2 separate regions of the Homo sapiens genome follow, and region 2 is linked to region 1. Evidence: chromatin contacts called from ENCODE Hi-C or POLR2A ChIA-PET data. All regions are on one chromosome and are shown on one strand. Each heading gives the region's core, a stretch centred on a gene start or an enhancer-like site at or near the end of the contact. The rest is flanking DNA. Distances are from core to core; before and after follow the strand shown. Region 1 holds the start of CAPN5 (calpain 5). Region 2 holds the start of TSKU (tsukushi, small leucine rich proteoglycan).

Evidence for each region. A loop is a pair of places that touch in the nucleus more often than their neighbours do. ChIA-PET counts read pairs that join two places held with the same protein, here RNA polymerase II (POLR2A). Pooled maps may share reads with other maps.
Region 2: a loop to region 1 is called in a map of tibial artery, with 2.1 times the contacts of the local background. The contact joins the promoter of TSKU here to the promoter of CAPN5 in region 1. A Hi-C loop is called at or near these places in 1 of 168 maps with a recorded cell type or tissue (tibial artery) and 2 of 50 pooled maps. POLR2A ChIA-PET finds 5 or more read pairs at or near these places in 4 of 52 experiments (Caco-2, WTC11 and activated CD8-positive, alpha-beta T cell).

Annotation. Positions count from the first base shown.
Region 1 is chr11:77,064,790-77,071,890 of GRCh38, forward strand. CAPN5 (calpain 5) reads left to right here and starts at 2,182. Exons shown (of 13, transcript NM_004055.5): 1 at 2,182-2,305. RefSeq lists an enhancer at 1,341-1,841 and a silencer at 1,698-2,387.
Region 2 is chr11:76,780,799-76,787,861 of GRCh38, forward strand. TSKU (tsukushi, small leucine rich proteoglycan) reads left to right here and starts at 2,558. Exons shown (of 2, transcript NM_015516.4): 1 at 2,558-2,606. TSKU-AS1 (TSKU antisense RNA 1) reads right to left here and starts at 2,264. Exons shown (of 2, transcript NR_120562.1): 1 at 2,205-2,264; 2 at 1,783-2,058. RefSeq lists enhancers at 1,795-1,984, 2,219-2,863, 5,251-6,173 and a silencer at 2,415-2,504.

The DNA.
Region 1 (7,101 bases), core at 932-3,431:
CTGCTGTCTTCCTGACAATGACCCTTGGCCTCTGCCCTCCAGGAACTTTGGCCTTGCAGGGGAAACCTTGGCCCCACCAGCAACTCTGAGAGACGCAGCCTGAGAAGGGCCATAGGTGAGGGGTGGATGCTGAGCAAGGGAGCTTTGGGATGCTGCAGCACAGGGAGGAAGGAAGAGTCCTTCAGACGGCCACAGATCAGCACGGGCATGGTTTCAGGTGGGGAGAGTAGAGCCCCTGAAGTGACTTTTGAAGGGCTGGTGAAGCTGCTGCTCCCAGTACAGGGCATGGAATAAGGTTAGGGGAGATGGGGGAGTCAGATGGGGTGCAGTCTTAGAACACTCTTCTATGGGTGGCGGGTCTCAGCTGCATATGTGAAAGTCTTCTTTGGTTGGATAGGAGGCTCCTGAGGGGGCTGGGGCTACTCTTAAGGGAGAAGCATCTGGGTGGCCTGGGACAGAGGCAGGGAGGTTGGGGAGAAGCTAGAGAAGTCCAGGTGACTGAGAGTGAGGTGAGGCAGAGACTCCTCTTAGTGGAAATAAAGGAAAATCATGAGTCTTTTCAGGGGGAATTTCAGGCAGCTAGCTAGCTTTGAGAAGTAAATGAGCACCTTGACAAGCAAGAAGGTAATTGAAGCTTCAAACAAGGGCCACCCAAATAAGTTAGAGCCACAAGATGTCTGGTTCCCTATAGAAACTAAAGATAACATCTTGACCTATGTCCCTGAATTGTTTTTCACAGCTGTCACTTAGGCCTCAGATAAGGGGAAACTGAGGGCTGTTCTTTAAATTTCTTCCCAAGGGTTCTGTAAAGAGTCACACCCATAAGCCAATGCTTAACTCTCCTATCTGTGGACCCCAGGTTTTTAGACAGTCTTGCTTCCTAAGCCAATTGCAAATCACAGAATCTCTGAATCCACCTATGACCCTGCCTCAAAATGTCTCACCTTTTTGGGCCAAGCCAATGTATAGCTCCAGAGTATTTATTTATGACTTTGCCTATAACCTCTGTCTCCCCACCTTTAAAAAGCCTTACATGTAAACCATTGGGGAGTACGGGTCTTAAGCATTAGCCGACCTATTCTCCTTGCTTGGCACCCTGCAATAAATGCCTCCCTTTCTGCCGCTGCAAATCCTGGTGTCAGTGTTTGGCTTTGCTGCACTGGGTGGGCGGACCCAAGTTTGTTTCGGTAACACAAGAGGTTGACGAAATCATTAACTGAGACTTCGAAACAAATTGGAGGCGGAGAATGAACGGGCCTGAGACGCTCCACCAGCGAGTGGGCCGATGGGCTCATCAGATCAGATGGGCGTCTGTCCTGCTGCCTCAGGGCGGGGGGTGGTGGCACCCCTGAGCTCCTACTGTAGGCAAGAACTAGTCACTCCTAAACCTTCTCTATCGGATTCCCCAAGCGGCCTGGGGTGGGTAGAGATTATAGTCCCCGTTTTACAGATCAGGAAATGCAGGCTCCGTGCCATCCCAGGGCATTCCGGTAGCCAGTCACGGACAGAGAGTCAAACATGAGCCCGAGCCCGGGAGCCCATGGCAGCACGGGATTAAGTCCTCAACACGGGCCGGGGTCAGTTTTCCCATCTGACAGAGGCCCTCTGCTGCTCACAGGGGCCTGGGCTCCCACTTCTCCATCCGAACACTTGGGATGGATGTGAAGGTGGAGCCCGGAAAGGGAGGGGCGCCGCCCACCAAGTCCTGGTTCTGGCAGGCACCCTGGCCCTTGCGGGTCCTCGGTACTACACGCCGGCCCCAAGTCAGCCGCGGCCCCGGCCCGCCCTGTGGGGGCTGAACCCCAGCCCCGGCCCGATCCCTCACGGTGCAGCCAGCCCTTGGGAGGCTGCCCATGGGGATGCGCACCAACCGCAGACAGATAGGCTGGGAAGGAGAGAGAACGAGGGCCCGACCGAGCCGGTAGAGGCGGTGGGTGCCGCTAGGGGCCCCAAGTCCGCGTTCAACACAGGGGCTGGAATGAGACCGCTCCTCTGAGCGGCCGCCCACCGCACCAGTGCGCATGGGCGCACCCGGCCACCGGGCCGCCCACCCCGCCCCACGGGAGACCACGCCTCCGGCTCGCAACGGGCAAATGGGCGGAGGCCGCGGGCGGGGCGGGGCGGAGCCGGGCCCAGCTGGCCGAACCCGGGGAATGCGAGCGCCAGCCCCCGCCGCAGGCCAGTCCCAGCTGGATCTCCGGCCAGAGCCCGAGGCTGCTGCGCCGGGCGGCTGCAGCCTCCGCTCCAGCGCCCGCGCCGTGCCCTGCATCCCGGGAGCCCGGCTGGACCCGCGGCGGCTCGGCCGGTAGGAGGCGGGCGGAGGGAGGCGTGTGCTTCTGTGTGTGTGTGTGTGTGTGTTTCGGGGGGGTGTGTGCGGGTGCAGCGCGGGCCAGTGATTGCTCCGGGACCACGAATCAGTGGAGGGGGCTGCACCTCCCGCGGGCCCGGGGGGAAAGGAAGTGAGCGCTGGCTGGGGGGCGGGGTCCTGGAGCATCCGCCTGGGCCCCCTCGGCTCGTCCCCACCCCCACCCCCGGCGAGGAGTCTTTTTTTCACCTCCCTCTGGGTGTCTCCGAGTCGTTTTCCTAGTGCGGACGCGCTGGAAGCGCCTAACACCCGGGGCTAGACTGTCACTTCCTCTCATCTTCCTTACAGTTCCCCCCTTCTCTTCCCTGCTTAACCCCCCTTTCATCCCTGCAATCCACCAACCCCTTCTGGGTGCTCCACCACCCAGGCCTGGGGAAGGGGCAGGGCCGAGGCTCCTACTGCCCCAGCCTATCCGCTTCTTGGCACTACTCCCCAGGTTGAAAGGGGGCTTTTCTCCTTGACTGCAGGGCGGGCGCACGTGTGTGTGTGTGTGTGTGTGTGTGTGTGTGTGTGTGTTGCGGGAGTGTGGGGGAGTGGTCTGGGAGGGAATGGATCTTTGTTTCTCAGACCTCAGAGTTCCCACCTCTGTTCCTTTGCGTTGGGGGTCTCGGAAGACTGGCCTAGGGGACCAGAGGCGAAATAGGACAAAAGATCATTAACAGGTGCGACGTTCTCTCTCCCAGTCATTTCATGTGGTGGGATTCACCCCCAAGTTCCATACAGATCAGAAGAGTGGGGCACAGAGAAGCGAAGTCAGCTGCCCTCTCAGGATTGCTGAGCCAGAATTTGAACCCGGGTCCGCCTGGCTCTCATCCCAGAATCTTCTCCCTACACCTGTGGTTTAGAGAGAAAAGTACTGAGGGCGACTATCCCAGGACTCAGGGGAAAGAGAGATCTGGGCAGACTTCTTGGAAGAGAGGGGCTTACGGGTGAGGCTCAGCCAACTCAATGAGTCTGAGGCCTGCTGGGGGAACCACTGTGTTTTGCAAGGATTGACACCTCCCAGGGTCCTCGGGCTGGTCCTTGCTCCTGTCCCCAGGGTCTGGGGGTGGGGTGGTGTGGCTGCCTTTGCCTCCTGGGCAGGGTATGGTGGGCCCAGCTGCTGCTGCAGGCCAGGTCAGGCTAGTTGCCAGCACACAGAGGTGCTCAGGCGGGGTCTTTGCCCTGAGGAGCCTCTCTTCTGACAAGACAGGCAGTGGGTCCACAGATAAGGCCCTGTCCAGAGTTGTACCCAGTGCTGGGAGCACAAGACAGGGACTGATGGGTGCCCGGGAGCTGGGGATGAGTTCACTTGCAGATTCGTTGGGGCTGGGTCTTGAAATCCACCAAGCAGAAAAGAAAAGGCAGGTCATTGCAGCCCCAAGGAACAGCATGAGTAAAGGCCTGGCAGTGTGAAAATGAATGCTGGTGGGGTGGATTGCGGATTAGATAGGTCAGATGTGTGTCCAAGAAGGGCCACCTTTGGCTGCAGTAGTGGGTGGGCTTCCACTGAGGGCTATAAGGAGGAGGCCAAAGCAGGGAGAGGGCCCTCCCTTCTGCTCTCCTCTGCTCCCCACCCAGGGCTAGGCTTGGCAGGGGAGGAGGGACCCTGATAAAGTTTCCCAGAGCAGGGGTGCTGGGGGCAGGAGGTGCCCAGGGGCTAAGGGGCTACACAGGGTCCCAGTGCTGGGGGAAGGTAGGTGGGGCTGCCTCTGTGAGATGGGGACCACCATTGGGGGTGGAGCAGGTTGGGAGTAAGTTGACTGTTGGACAGGGTGGTTGTGAGATGCCTGTGGGTTTTTGTGGGTGACATCTGGGACACTGCTCCCAGGCCAGCACTGTCTCTGTCTGCTTCTGCGCCTGCTTTCCTGGCAGGCTGTCAGATCAGCCCTGGAGTCCTGGTCCCCAAACAGGAGGCCTCCTGCGCCCTCAGTGGGCACCCTCTCCTACCTGCAGGGCCTAAATCATGTGTCTGTTCTTTCTCTTGGCTGAGACCATCTCTGTACCTTCCTACTTGCCTATGACCTTGAGGCGGAGAACTTCCCTTTTCTGTCTCAGTTTTCTCATGTGCGGAATGGGGATAAATGCTGCCTATTCACAGGGACTCGGGGGATGATGAAGATGAACTTAGATCATGTCACTGAACGCATCTTTCTAAGTACATGGTGTCTGGTAGCCATTGTTACTAATAGCAGCTGGCAATCAGCATCACTTAGTTCCCTCCCTGGGGATGAGGGGCTGACTTTGGGAGAAGAAGGGTGGAAGGAAACAGTCCTCTCCTATTGAAACGGAAGCCTCTCTTGGCTTTAGTGGGTGAAGGGGACTTACGGGAGTGATCTGTATCTGCCTGACCAAGTCCCCTGGCTTCCCCCAAAAGCTTCTAGCCCTTGAGGAGAGGCAAGGGCTGAGCAGCCGGGAGCACCCTAGAGTACAGCATGTAAAGGTTGAACAGAAAGCCCAGCAGTGGGCCCTGGGCTCCCCCAGCTGCAAAGAGCAGGGTCTGCAACACCCCCCACCCCTCCCCAGCAGCCTCCTGGGCAGCTGGCAGCAGTCTCTCTGCAGCTGGGCTTTTCACCCGTTCTGTCTCTGTCCCCATCTATTCAAGTGTTTTGAGTGCCTTCAGAGCCCCTCCCAGGCACCTCTCAAGTGCCCTCAGAGAACTCTTCTGCCTCTCCATCCCTGGTCCCCGCTCAAAACTTTCCTGGGCTCACCGTGGTCCTGAGGCTTGGCCTTCCTGCTGCCCACCTCTGAGCCCTCCTCCAGGCTGGTGGAGACACCCTGGGATTGCCTTGCTTTAGTGCAGGCAGAGCTGCTCACTTGCCTATGAACTCAGGCTTTGCCTTTCCCTGCTCACCCAAGGCAAAGGGGCCAGGTCCCTTTGCGGTTGGAATCTGGATGTCTTAGGAAGCCAGCCTCAGGCTTGGATGGGGAAGCTGTGGATGATGTGTGCTTACCCGCAAGGGCCTGGGTTACTGCTCCCCATTCTGGTTGTTTGCACGTGTGCTTCCAGGGACCCAAGTTTTCCCAGGGATAGGGGTCTGGGTGGGCAACAGCTGAGGCTGCGGTGGCCTGTGGGTGTGTGCTGTGGTTTTCTCCCACAGTGGGCATGCAAGAGAAGGGGCTGGTGACCAGAGCACATCAAAGCCCATCCACTGGTCCCCAGCTGCCCTTCACTGTCAGGATGTGCCCCCGGGGATGGTGGGCAGAAGGCTGGGAGCCCATTGGCTTGACCCACCTGCCCTGCCCAGCCAGCCCCTGCTCAGCCAGTGCCCCCTGCTGCTGTGTAACTTCTGCCAGTTGGAGTGAGGTGGGACCCAAGTGATTTGTTACTCATAGCAGGAACTAAGAAACTGATGTGGGGTGACTGTTGTACAGCGGAGCAACTCAAGGTGTAAGAACTTCATTTCCCTCATGGGCTTCTCCGGGCAGGAGAGGCGGGTGGGACCCCATGACACCCCGGCTCCCATTAGCTATTCTTCAGGAACAGCATCGTTCAAGAGCATATTCCTTTCCTATCACTGTTGCGACAAATTGCCACACTTGGTGGCTGAAAACAACACAGATTTATGCTCTTACAGTTCCGGAGATGAGAAGTCCCCCATGAGTCTAATGGAGCTAAAATCCAGGCTGGCTTCTTCTGTGGGATCTAGGGGAGAGTCCATTCCCTGTCTCTTCCAGCCTCCGGTGGCTGCTGGCATTCCTTATGGCAACATTGCCCCAGTCTCTGCTTCTGTCTCATTGCTCTTTCCTCCTCTGCAGGCAGATCCTCTCCACCTCCCTCTTATAGGGACACTTGTGATTACATTCAGGGCCCACCCAGATAAGCCAAGATCGTCTCCCTGTCTCAAAATCCTTAATCGCATCTTCAGAGTCCCTTGTGCCATACAAGGTGTCATTCACAGGTTCTAGGGATTCGGTTGGGAGTATCTTTGGGGCCGTCATTCAGCCCACCCCAGGAGCTGACAGCAGCGTCACTGCAGGCACCATTCCCAGCTCCCGCCCCCACCCCAGTGCCCACCGAGGCTGGCTTCCCCAGTCACAGTCCTGTTTCCCCCAGGAGGTCACTCACAATGTCTGTCTCCCCTCCAGCCTGGGAGCCTTGGAGGCTGGGCGCTGCTGTAGCCCTGGCCCCAGTGTGCAGCCTGAGCCCCTGGTAGCCAGAGTTCAGGGATGTTTGGAAGAAGGGCATCCCTGGCACAGCCGCATGGGTGGTCCCCAATGTCTGGACCCTGCCTGCCTTTGACAGCGTGCTGGGCCTTTCAGGGTGGAGTGCAGCTCATTTCAGACATTCACGCAATAAGCCCAGTGCTTTGCAGGGTCATTTGATGCTCACCATCACCCTACAAGGGGGTGGGGCTGGGGAGTCCCGCTTTACAGGTGAGAATACCAAGGCCTATTACGGCCAAGTCCTGTCTGGTATGTGGGGTCAGGTGAACAGGCTGGGCCAGTAGAGCAGAAAATACCTTTATTTTACAGATGAGAATTCTGAAGCACAAAGAGGTTAACTGCTTTGCACCTCGCTGGCCTCAGTCTCCCCATCTGAGGACGGGTATGTGGACAGGATGTTGCCCAGCCTGACATCTTGGGGCTCTGGTTCACCCTCTGCCTGGGTATGGGGAGCAGGCGCTGGCATTCTGGGTTGCCATGGCCAGGAATAGGAAGTGGCTTGGAGCAGTGCAGTGGGCCTGGAAGTGCTGCTTGCCCAGAGACATGGTCTGCCATTGCAGGAGGGGGTAAGCCCTCTGGCGCCTCAGGAA
Region 2 (7,063 bases), core at 1,308-3,807, 280 kb before region 1:
GCAGGCAAGTGTCATGATCCATTCTGCAGATCTGCAGTTTAGAAAGGGCACTCTTGCTGGAATGTGGACAGCAGACAGAAGAGGAGAGTCTAGAGGCACAGAGACTCTCAACTGGAGGCACAGTGATGAGGGGAGGTGGGTAAAGTTCATGGAGATCCACCAGCTGAAGCCCCTCAAGGCCACCTCTCCCTAAGGGGAGGTCAAGGGAAATGATGAATGTGAAAGTGCTCAGAAACTGCTGCCAGCTACCAGCCAGTGTGAAGGGTTGTTGATTACTTTTATGTTAAATGTGAGGCCTGGAGCCTCCAGCCCAGCTGGCTAGAACCTGCACACACAGTGCAGTGGGAGTTAGCTTCCCTGAGTTCCCGGGCAGTTGGGTATTTTCATCTCCAGTTCTCAGATGCTGAACTTGAGACTCGCTAAACAATTCCACATGGAGGAGAGGATGGAAATCGTTAGTCTAGGGCAAGGGGAGGGGGGCGCCATTCCTTCAAAAGAATGTCCCTATGGGAGGGGAGGAAGCAGGAGGAATATAAGCTAGACAAGCCAGGGAGTCCAGAGGTCATTCCCGGGCACCCTCCCCTCCCAAGCCTGCTGGGCTTTCCAGTCTCTACCCCAGTCCCTGACGGAAGACATTTAGCAACCACACAAAGGAGCTTCCTGTGAGCCAGACTAATGCTTTACCTAAATTACCTTGTTTATTCCTCACAATAGCCTCTTCTACAGTTGCAGACACTGAGTCTCAGAGAGGTTAGGTAACTTGCCTAAAGTTACCCAGAGCTGGTAAGTGGCAGGGCTGGAACCTGAATCCTGACCAAGCTTGGCCCTCACCCGATGCTGATTGCAGGTCTCTCTCCCATCTAGGCCAGGAGCCTTTAGAGAGGGGAGGGAATGGGAGGGTGGGAAATGGGAGGGGCCCGACTCCTCTCTATGGGTCCCAGGGGTTGTGGAGTTGAATCCCTGCAGCCCTTTTAAGCCCAACAGTGAGGAAGACACTGGATACCAAAGGGCCCATGGTGCCATCCCAAAGACTGATAAGGAGTGTGAGCTGGATGATCACAGAAGGACTCCTAGTTCTGAAAGCTGGGATTCTAATCAGGAGAGGACAATGAATGGAGAGGAGAGACGGGAGTTCTCCCTGCTTCCACACATATGAGACCAGGCTCCTAGCCTTTTCTCTGCACATTCCTAACTGGCAGGGTCCACAGGTGTCAACCCAAGTGCATCCCCAAGACCACACAATGGCTCTGAGTGCAGAAAGGACCTGCAAGACCAGTTTGTTTTCTGGGCAGCAGATGATTTTGCTGGCCTGAGGCCTGGGGCAGTGGTCTCCACTCCTACCTCACCACCTCTCTAGTGTCTTCCTTCTTCCCCAAGTAGACCGGCATGCATGCACACACAGGCCCAAGCAACTCCTTTTTTTTTTTTTTTTTTTAATGAATAAGAAAAAGTAATAAGGAAAGAAGCAGCAAGCAGACTGGGTGTGTTAACAAGTCTGGGCCACTGCAGGAGGTACATTGCCCAATTTCTGCACCCCGAGGCCCTCCAAAGTCTAGGAGAAGCTCCTGGGAGGTCCAGGGCCCAAGACCAAAGCCTCTATCAACTCTCCCACCTGTGAACTGCCCCTCTCCCAAGGTAGGCATTGTCGGGGTGTGTAGACTGGGAGCCACCCACACACCTGACTCTCCCCTCCTAGGAAATGCGTCCACCAGGTCATTTCTCCTGCAAACCCTCATTTTAAAGTGTCTTGGATGCTTTCCTGCCCTTTTTTTTTTTTTTTAACATAAAGAGGGGTGAGAGCCCAAGAGCTACAGCAGGGGGAATAGACTGAAACTGCTGCCTACTCACACGCCAGTTTCCCTTCTTAGAACTCTAACCAGAAGCCAATGGTTTCCTCCTAAAAGAAAAACTCAATCTGTTGACTTTCTCTCTCCTCTCCTGCCAGCTTTTCTGCCCGAGCCGGGCTCTCTCTTCTCTGTGGGTTCGTCTTTCAGCCAGTCTTTCTCTGCTTCAGATTCTTGGTTTCTTGCTCCCGGTAGTCCCTGAACCTCTTTCACTCTTTAAAAAAAAATGGGGAGGGGCGGTGAACAAGCAAAGAGGAAGCCCTCACCCACCCACCAAATCTCTTTCTTACTAGCAACTAATTCCCTCTCTCTTTCCACACACACAGTCATACACACACATACACATACACAGGCACGTACTCCGGCGACCTCCAGATGTTCCCGACAGTGCGGCCATCTGCTTAGATTGCTGGGGCGCGCAGGGGGAGGGGGCAGGGATCCGGGATGCAGGAAGCTGTGAGCGAGGCCAACTAGAGGGGGCGGGAGCAGCGCACTTTTGAGACGCTCCCTAGAGTGGAACCCGGGCTCGGCTCAGGCTCCGCGGGCGGGGCGCGCGCCGAGAGAGGCTGGCACTTTGGCGACACTCCCTGAGCCGCCCCGCGGCCGGCCCGAGCCGCCACCCGGCGCCCGGCAGGGGGGAGCCTGGCTGCGGGCGGGGACCGGGGGGCGGGCCGCGCCGCGCGGAGAAAAGCGCTGGCCGGAGGGCCCGCGGCCGGGCCGCCGGGGTGAGCGTGCCGAGGCGGCTGTGGCGCAGGCTTCCAGGTGAGTGCAGTTCCCCGGGCGGGGCGAGAGTCCGCGCTGCGGTTGAAGATCCCAAGTCCCCGATCCTAGCCTCGCGGCCCCTTCGGAGGGCGGGCTGGGGACGCCGGGCGCAGGGGCGGGGCTGGGTCCCGCCGAGGCCCCTCAACTTTCGTCGGACGCCTAGGGCTGGGCGGGAGTGGGGAACGCCGACCCAGGGGAGAGGTCTTGCGGGAGACAAAGGCTACGCCCAGGGGCCGTGTGGGTCTTTGTGCGGACACGTGCATCTCACGTTTGTGGGTCTTTGTGGATTTGCGGTCGGGGACGCGCCGCTGTCGGTGCCTTTGTGTGTCCGTGGCTTTGCGCGGCTGCTTTGCGCCCGTGTCCACGTTTGCGGGCCTGCGCTTGGCTGTGGGCGTCGGTGGGCGCATCGCGTGTCTCCGCGTACGTGGTCGGTGCCTGCCGACGTGTCTGGGCTGGGTGTCCGCAGAGGGTGTGCGCACCGAGAGCCCAACGCCGCCCCACCCCCCCGCTCCCCCGCCGTCCCCTCGGGCCCACGACTTGGCTCCAAACTTTTCTCCCGGTTCCTCGGGCAACAGCCCCAGTCCTCCCCACCGCTACCCGGCCGGGGGCGCAGACAGCCCTCCCCCTCCCCCTCCTGAGGTCCCAGGACAGCAAGGGGCTGCGACGGGATTGGTGGTCGGGGGATCGGCAGCGCCTGGGGACTGGCTGGGCAGGGGCTGGGCGGAGCGTGCGGACTCCCCCTCAGACCCCGGCTGGGAGGAAGAGGCGAGCGGTGGGTCCCAGGCTCCGGCCCTGGGCTGGGGAGAGGAAGGGACAGGGCGGCTGGCGTTGCCCTCCCCGCGCTTCTTGGAAAGAGTGTGATCCAGAGTTGCGTCTGTTTGGTAGGGAGACAGGCTCCGCTTTGAGACCCACTCTCCGTTTGCAGCCCGCCCCCGGGGTAGGGGGCCAACCCTCGGACCCGGTAGGGGAGAGGGGGACTGCCAGTCCAGATCTGGGCATGCCCGAGGCGCCGGCTCACAGGACCCGGAGCTGGGCTGGGGGCCGTGGGAGCCTCACATACACAGGTTTCAACTGGGACGGCCACTGGCCCCTGTGCGGCGCTGGCAAGTTGCTCAGCTTCGCGGAGTCGCGGTCACTCTGGCACGGACAGGGCGAGAACTCCCTCGCGGCTCGGGGCGTGCGGTGGGAATAACCCGCGCCTCTGGAGCCGGGCGGAGAGCAGCGCCAGCCCACACTTGGCCTGGCGAGGAGGTGACTCAAGACCTTCGATTCTTCTTTCATCTTTGTGCGCCCTGCCCTTCGGATAAGTCTAGACTTGCAGTGCCTGGGGCTGACCGGAGGTGGGGGGGGGGGGGTGCTCAGAGCTGCAGGAGCCTGCTGGGCTTTTGAGCCTAAGTCGCAAAGATAACCGTAAACACCCTCCTCCCCACTGCTCACTCCAGTCTTTAACCTAGAACTTTGTCGGATGCTGCAGACATGATGGAAGGGCACAGGCCGCTAACCTGGGAAAGAAACAACTGTGGGCATTTTCCTTTCCCTCTCCGGCCTCAGTTTCCCTTCTGGAAGGGGAGGTATTGATAGCCTCTTCTGTTCTGGCTGACTGCTTCAGATCCCAGAACCCAGAAACACTTTGATGTTTAACCTACACCTCCATTCTGACCTGACCTATTCCGAGGCACTACTTTGCTCCCCAGGAAGGCTGCAATGCAACCGCCACCGGGCTTCCACCTACCCTTCCTCCAACACCAGGAAAGGCAAAAGCTGATAAATGAGTCAAAAATGGAGAGGGAAGGGAGGGGGATTGACCTTTTCTCCTCTTACTTTTTAAATGACAGTTTGTGGTGGTAAAGTCCAGATCAGTCTTCTTCTTAATCATAACTCCTGGGTCAACACAGGGGATGCAGTTAAGAGTTCATGCTTCAGTTTTCAGAGCAAGGCTGGCCTGGGCACTGAGGACACTTCCTAAAGAGGGTTGGGTCCTCCCTGAAAGCCACCTGGCCAAAACAAGTCCTAAGAGGGGTTCTGTGGGAATAACCCGGAGAAGGGGCCTGACAGGAGATTCCTCCTGCTCATGGTTTTGAAGTCAGTGGGTACACAGGGGAGGCAGGAAGAATCTCCCACAAAAGGATCAGCATGTGCAGGACCTGTGCATGAAAACAGCACAGGTGGTCAGCATGGTGGACCAGCAGACGCAAGGTCTTGAGGGTGGTGAATTGGAAGTGAACTTGAGGCTGGGAAGGCAGGGACCAAATCACCAAGGCCTTGAATGTCAGGCCGAGAAGGGGGATTTGAGCCTGTAGGCAATGGAGAGCTCCTGGAGGATTTAAACAGGCACAGCAGGGTGCGGTTGGTAATTCTATGAAACCCGTCTCTGGCTTGTGGGTGGTGCTGGAGGCCGAGAGACCAATCTGGAGGGCGAGTGATCCAGCCTCTTAGAGTCAAAGGGACCCAGATTTTACTCCCACCCCATTGCTTCCTACCTCTGTGGCCTGGGACAAGTAACTTATTTAAAATGTGAGGATACTAATTCTTGCTCCACTGATTTGGTGTATTAAATAAGATAATGAATTACATGTGCAAATAAATAAAAAGTGGTTTGTAGTGTGTATTACATTGTGCAGACATTCATTGGATTGCACTGACAATAGAAGGCAGAGACAGCATTGACTCTGGTCCTAAACCTGATCTCACCAGCGGGCAGAGCCCTAAGCATCCTGCAGGGTTGCACCAATTGTTATGTTCCCCACAAAGCAGAAGGGAGCTTTCTGTCCATGACATTTCATTCATCTGATTTATCACCTTCATGTGGCCAGGCTCGTGCAGGCAAGGAGGTAGACACAGATTCGTAGATGGCCACAGAAGTGGGCCAGTACCTTGTCGGGGGCAGCCCAAGGGCCATGGGCGCTCACAGGATGGGTGGCCTTTCCTGGATGAGCGGCAGGTTAGACTGGGAAAGCCTCACAGAGGAGGTGGCTTTTTGAATGAAATGTGTGAGAGTTTGCTGGTAGACAAAGAAGGGTATCTTTGCATCAGAGGGAACAACGTGTGCAAAAAGGCAGGTGGCTCTAGAAGAGTCACAGGCCTCTAGACTAGAAAGCTGTCTCTGTGGGATGGGTTTTAAAGAGGGAGCTGTAGTAGGGTCCCAGACTTCTGTTGGGAAGTGCGTTCTGGTGCCAGCATGGCTGGCAGTTGGAGTCAGGCCAGGAGCGAGGCTGTTGCAGCAGGTCTCTTGAGCCTGACCTGGACAGGGGGAGGTGACTGCCCAGCTTAGGGATGAGGGAAAGGGAAGACAGTGACCCCAACTGCCCAGGGGGATCTGCGAATTTGATGCTGAGCCCTCATTCTGTCACAGGCAACACAGCAGCTTTTGCCTGCTTTGGTCTCTGAGACCTTTCCAGCTCACCCTTCCCAGTCTCCTGGGAGTGCCTTGTCAGCATCTTGTAGCCACACTGGGATCCTGGATGGTATGTGGAGAGAGGATCCAAGGCCTCTGGGATGAATTGTGGATTCTTCTCCATCTTCAGCCCCTGCCTTCCCTCAGGATTTGCTGGTGTCACAGCACCTTTTTCTTCCCTGGTCCCTGAAATCACTCACTGGGGACAGGAACCAACATTCAGTGAATACCAACATGTGCCAGGCCAGGTCTGGGTCTTCACTTTGCCTCATGTAATCATCACAGTGACCCGTTAGGACCAGCACTGGGATTATCACCATATTACAGACGAGGACTCAGAGGGGTGAGGGCACGAGCAAGCCTCAGAGCAGTGAAGGCCCTGTTGGGTTGGAACCCAGACTGCCTGGCTACAAAACCCTTGCCCTCTGCCCCATAGCGCCTCCTCATGTGTCCATGTACGCTGCCTCAGGTTGATGGGAACTTGAAAATCTTCAAGAAGAAGACATATTGAAAGGAGAAAATCTTACTGGGAGCCTTGCCCATCTCCCTGTAGATTATCCTCCTTGGGTAAGTTGCTAGGCTTACAGGTCCCTGCGATCATGTCATGGAGGAGGCCAGGTACTGGATGTCAGAATACCTGGGTCCTGGGTCCAGCCCCTGTCCTCTCTGGCTGTGTGACTCTGGACAGATCACAGAACCTCTCTGGACTTCTTAACACAGCTGTAAAGTAGATATGACGCCATCTAACCTGCTGATCCTGCAGGGTGACTGAACAGATGGTAGTTGAGGAAGCATGGGAGAGGTTGAGAGGTGTCCTTTGGTGAGGTAGCGGTATTCTAGATGCTTGGTGCATCTTCACGTGGTGTCTGCTCTGTACCAGGCTCAGTGCTCAGCTTCAAGGGCATAAAAAGGAACCTAATCGCATCCCTGCCCACAGTAGGATAGACAGTTAAACATGTAAGTACAGTTCAGCATGACCAGGTCTAAGCACATGTGCTCATTTGTAAGCTGAGGCAGAGTGGATTTGGAGCTAAGACATCTGGGGTTAAGTCCGGGGTCCTCT